Linked DNA regions of Homo sapiens: region 1 is linked to region 2. The links are chromatin contacts, found by Hi-C or POLR2A ChIA-PET in ENCODE. All regions are on one chromosome and are shown on one strand. The core of a region is the stretch at or near the end of the contact, and the rest is flanking DNA. Distances in the headings are between cores, read along the strand shown. Region 1 holds the start of MAGOH (mago homolog, exon junction complex subunit). Region 2 has its middle 24 kb from the start of CPT2.

What was found. A loop is a pair of places that touch in the nucleus more often than their neighbours do. ChIA-PET counts read pairs that join two places held with the same protein, here RNA polymerase II (POLR2A). Pooled maps may share reads with other maps.
Region 1: a pooled map shows a loop between it and region 2 (2.3-fold over the local background). The contact joins the promoter of MAGOH here to the enhancer-like site in region 2. A Hi-C loop is called at or near these places in 2 of 168 maps with a recorded cell type or tissue (Calu3 and heart left ventricle) and 9 of 50 pooled maps. POLR2A ChIA-PET finds 5 or more read pairs at or near these places in 2 of 52 experiments (MCF 10A and activated CD8-positive, alpha-beta memory T cell).

Annotation. Positions count from the first base shown.
Region 1 is chr1:53,237,250-53,239,949 of GRCh38, reverse strand. It overlaps MAGOH (mago homolog, exon junction complex subunit), which reads left to right and starts at 1,432. Exons shown (of 5, transcript NM_002370.4): 1 at 1,432-1,589. The coding sequence starts at 1,502. MAGOH-DT (MAGOH divergent transcript) reads right to left here and starts at 1,340. Exons shown (of 3, transcript NR_038953.1): 1 at 605-1,340. RefSeq lists enhancers at 1,421-1,550, 1,591-1,650, 1,138-1,779.
Region 2 is chr1:53,171,680-53,174,379 of GRCh38, reverse strand. No RefSeq gene overlaps it. Among named protein-coding and RNA genes, the nearest start is that of CPT2, 24 kb to the left of the region's middle. Within about 2 kb of position 1,393, at least 3 of the 41 ENCODE cell types and tissues checked have a DNase peak (open chromatin) inside an H3K27ac peak, as active enhancers do.

The DNA of each region.
Region 1 (2,700 bases), core at 183-2,682, 66 kb before region 2:
CAGACGGATCGCCTGAGGTCGGGAGTTCGAGACCAGCCTGGCCAACATGGTGAAACCCCGTCTCTACTAAAAACAGAAAATTACAAAAATTAGCTGGACATGGTGGCGCATGCCTGTAATCCCAGCTACTTGGGAGGCTAAGGCAGGAGAATCACTTGAACCCAGGAGTTTGAGACCAGCGTGGGCAACATAGGGAGACTTTGCCTCTACAAAAAGTTTAAAAATTAGGTAGGCGAGGTTGCGGTGAACTGAGATCACTCCATTGCACTCCAGCCTGGGCAACAAGAGCGAAACTCCGTCTCAAAAAGAAAAGACTGGGAATAGGAATCAGAGACTGCTGTCCCAACTTACAGAATCGTATACAGTTCTAGCCGCCAGGACCCAAGAATGATGTCATCTCGGCACTGTCTCTAGAACCATTCATTCTTTCTAAGCCTGGAACTTAGATGAGTGAAAGCAGGTTCCTATTACATAATTATGATCTTGATTGCCCTGGGCCTACTCAACTGTAAATTTTTTCCAGAGCCAGAAAGGCTTCACAGAGGACAACTTTACCCTGAAAAGAAAGGACCTCTTTGGTCAGTGGTCCTCAACTCTGACTCACCTGAAAGCTTTACAAAAAGTACCAATGCCCAGGTCCAGCGCTGGAGATTTTAACTGGCTTGGGGTAGAGCCCTGGCATCAGTATTTTTAGAGGCTTCCCAAGTGATTGCAATGTGCAGCCAGGCAGAGAATTACTGCTCGGTAAGTGGGATGACTGGGGAGTGGGAGATCAAATACTCTAACGTCTCCCAGCACCTATTCTAGAGATCAGTGGGGCAGAAAGGTAGAAATAAAAGGTGGAAAGGGATGAAATGGGTAAGTGTGGGTGAATTAGTTCCAGGAAAACGGCAATCTCCACTGTGGATTCAGGGAAGGCGTCACTGAGGAGGGCTTTCTTAACAGTTCAGGTCAGTGGAAGCCAACTTGAGGCACACATCGTGCGCGGCATCCTCCGGGGAGGTCGGGTCATTTCACCCCATTTTACTGCCGAGATGACCTAGGTCCAGAGACGGTAAAGAGCGGTGTACGACTCACACAAGTCGGGGGTCCTGTGAACCGAGGTTGAGCCTGGCGGGCCTTCGGCCCGAGGTCTTTAAGCGAAGTCACCAGACCCGGGGTTCAAAGCCCAGAGGTAGGCAGGCGGCTGGCTCTCCGCCTCAGGCCTGGAGAGAACCCAGGGGTATGAACCTCAACCTCGCTCCCGCGTCCAGCTGGAGGGGCGGAGCTGGCTGGCCCCGCCTCCGGGTTAAACAAAGTTCTTTACAGACTAGGCGTGAGGGGATGTTGCAGTCTTGTTGCCACTTCCGGGCGAAGAGGTTAGCGAGAAGGAACCCCTCCACGCAGCGACGACGGGACCTGACGTCACTTCCGCGCGCCGCCGCAAACGTCAGTGTCGGGCGCAGACGGCGGCAGTGCGGCTTGCTCTTGGAAGTTCAGGCTCGGTTGTCTTTTGGGAGCCATGGAGAGTGACTTTTATCTGCGTTACTACGTGGGGCACAAGGGCAAGTTCGGCCACGAGTTCCTGGAGTTTGAGTTTCGACCGGACGGTAAAAGCAGCCTGCCGCCCGCCGGGAGCGGGGACCAGGCCTGGGGGCCGGCGAGTGGGGAGGCCGAGGGTCGGAAATCTGTGGGGAACTAGAGGAGGGAGGGACTGAGACCTGTGCAGTGCAGATCTTAAAGGAACGCCACTGTGTCTGCTCCACGGGGTCTTTCTATCCATTCAGCAAACGTTGACTGAACGCCCACTGTGTGCCAGGCTCTGTTCCACTCTTTGGGAATACGGCAGCGAAGGTAGACAAACTTCCCCTCTCGTGGAACTTGTGTTTTACTGCCGGGAGAGAGATCATAAACAAAAAGATGATTCCAGATAGCAGTGAGTGGTCAAAAAATAACATGGTAGAATAATTGCTGGATGGGCTGCTTTTAGATAGGTTGGCCATTAGAGAGCTCTCTGTAAAGGGTATATTGCAGCCGAGTCCTAATTAACAAGAAGGGCTCAGCCTTGTGAAGCTCATAAGGAAGACCATTCTACACAAAGGGAATACCAGATGTCAAGGCTGCAGGGCGGGAATGAGCTAGGCGTGTCTCAGGTGGTCAGTGTGGTTGAAGAGTGGTGAGCTGGGAGATAGCAGGAGATGATGTCGGATAGGTAGGTAGGAGCGGCACCTCTTAGGTCTTTATAGACCACGGTAAAAAGTTTGGACTTGGAAGGCCTTTTTTTTTTTTTTTTTTTTGAGACGGCTTTCGCTCTTTTTGCCCAGGCTGGAGTGCAATGGCGCGATCTCGGCTTATTGCAACCTCCGCCTCCCGGGTTCAAGTGATTCTCCTGCCTCAGCCTCCCGAGTAGCTGGAATTATAGGCGCCCACCACCACGCCCGGCTAATTTTGTATTTTTAGTAGAGACGGAGTTTCACCATGTTGGCCAGGCTGGTCTCGAACTCCTGACCTCAGGTGATACGCCCGCCTCGGCGTCCCAAAGTGCTGGGATTACAGGTGTGAGCCACCGCGCCCGGCCGGGCTTGGAAGGTTTTAAGCAGAGAAGAAATGTGATCTCTTCTTGAAAAAGCATTCTGGTTATTGGGTGCGGAATGGGCAAGAGTGGAAACAGGGCTATTGATTAGGAGACTGTTGCAGTTGTCAAGACACGAAAGATGTTGG
Region 2 (2,700 bases), core at 144-2,643:
TGTGTTTTGAAGAGAATTAAATACAGAGATTATTTATGAAGGTGTGGGCAGGGTGCGGGGAAACCCATGTCCAGTGCAGTATCCCTGAGCTAGCTAGTAACGTAGGTGCTGTTACCACCCGCAGCCGCCATGACCAGAGCCATAGGACCTTGGCAGAAGGAAGCCCCGGAATAAATACCCACCCTCACTTTCCTCCTGCCTTCTTTGTCCTGTTACTGTTCCCCATGATCTGAATCCAACCAGAGGCACTGGTCAGAGAGGCCCATTGATGTGTTTATAGCTCAACTTCCCGGGGCAGAGAGCCGAGTGGAGAGGGTGAAGAGGGAATGTGGAAGGCGATCCTGAAGCTATCTAGCCAGGCAGGGTAGAGGTCCCTTCACACTCACATCTGGAGCTCTTACTCCTTCTCCAAAACCTCCCACCTGTCTCCAGCTCAGAGCCGAGCATGATGACAGGGGACGGGGAACTTGTTCTGCCTTTTCATTTCCTCCTTGAAATATCTTCTTTCTTATACCTGTAGGCCTAGACCAGGCAGCTTGTCCTTCAGAGCTGAGTATTTGCCATCTGTTTCAAGCTGGCCCATTTCTGGCATCTACCCCTGGGGCAAACGGTGGCCTCCAGGTCAGCCATCTCAAGTGTGTGTGTGTGTGTGTGTGTGTGTGCGCGCGCGCGCGTGCGCGTGCGTGCGTGCTTGTAGGTGAGTGTGTGTTAGAGTGTGTGTGAGTGTGTGTGAGTGATAGTGTGTGTGAGTGTGTGTATATGAGAGAGGAGGAGAGGAGAGGAGAGGGGAAGGGAGGGGAGGGGAGGAGAGGGGAGAGGACAGGGAGGGGAGGGGAGAGGAAGCAGGAGGAGAGGAGAGGGAGGGGAGAGGAGGAGAGGGAGGGGAGAGGAGGAGAGGGAGGGGAGAGGAGGAGAGGGAGGGGAGAGGAGGAGAGGGAGGGGAGGAGAGGAGAGGGAGGGGAGGGGAGAGGGAGGGGAGGGGAGGAGAGGGGAGAGGAGAGGGAGGGGAGGGGAGAGGAAGCAGGGGGAGAGGAGAGGGAGCATTTTGGTAAACTTCTAAAATAACGAATCCCTGAAAATGGTGAATTTTTACTGAATATTTCCTGTGTACCAAGCACAGCACAGCTCCTTTAGTCCTCCCCTATCTCCTTCAGTGATGTTGTGTTTTTCCTAATTTACAGATGAGGAAACTGAGACTTCAAGGGTCCAAATATCTTAGTGTTCTTGAGCCAAAGGTGCTGAGTGAAGGAGACATGGTCCCTGCCCTTGAGGAGCTGGCAGTCTTTCTGGGGAGACAGATGGTGAGCAGGTGAGCAGATGCACGGTGTGGTAAGTGCTGTCACGGATGGGTGAGACACCATTCGGTGCACAGAGGAGGAAGTGATTTTATACCAGGGGTGTGTCCATGAGGACGTCAGAAAAGAGGGGACATTTGTGTTTAGGCTTAAAGTCTTATTTGGGTCACTAGATGGACCTAGAGGGCACTCCAGGCAATGGGAAGAGCGTGCAAAGACACAGACAAAAAAGGGCATGGTGTTCTGGGAAAATGGTGAGAATTCCATTGTGGATGGAGCAAGGGAAAGAGGGAGGAGGGGAGGAAAAGCCGAGGGATGGAGGCAAGGAGAACAGTCTTGGCTTTTATGTTAAAATAAATTCTCATGGCAGAATTCTTGCTGATGTGCAAATTCAAAATTTTATTCAAAACATAGGCTCTGTAGTGATCAACCAAAGACCCACACTGGAAGTGTTAAGTAAATTTCATCTGTTCAGTCTGTCCAAACACAGCTATAAAAAGAGCTAAACAGGGCTTGAAAAGGATGTTTTGAATACTTAAAAAAAAAAAGTGGAGTCAGAAGAGCATTTTGCATTTTCTAGGAAGATTGACTACTCTGTGTTTTAGGAGCAGTGCCTGCCACTATGCATGGTTAACTGAGCTGGAGGACCCTGTGCTTCCCGCACCTCACAGGCGGAGCAGCCTCTCAGGAACCCCTTCCGAGGCTTCCACCTGTGGGCATGCTGCTTTCTCATCACTGCTGCTGCTGACCTTTCTCCCCAGCAACTACCAAAAGCCCTTTTATCCACAGTCTAAACAACCAAGAGAATCAAGGAACCCCACAGAAGGAGGATGAGAGCAGTCTGTACTCAATTTTATGATCAGTAAATAATAAGAAGACAAGCTCCTGCTGGGCACTTAGTTCAACAGCAGCTCCCAGGTTGCATGTAGCCCCACCACCAGCATTGTTCGACTTCTGCATCTTTTGTGTGGCTCGCCCTGTTCTGGGCACTCAAGACATTTCACAACAATATCTGCAAAATTATAACATGTCATCTGCATTTTTAAGATGCATTATGGACCAGGCGTGGTGCTGGGAGTGCTTTGGGAGGCTGAGGTGGGAGGATCACTTGAGGCCAGGCGATCCAGTCAAGCCCAGGCAACAGAAGAAGACCCCATCTCTACAAATTTTTTTTTAAATCAGCTGGGTGTGGTGGCACAAGCCTGCAGTCCCAGCTATTTGGGAGGCTGAGGAAAGATGATCACTTGAGTCCAGGAGTTGGAGGCCACAGTGAGCTAGGATCATGCCACTACACTATAGCATGGATGACAGAGAGAAACTCCTTATTTAAAACAAACAAACTGACAAAACAAAAGGGAAGCATGATGGTGTGCCAGGTAGGGGTCTATTTGAAGGCATTTAGACT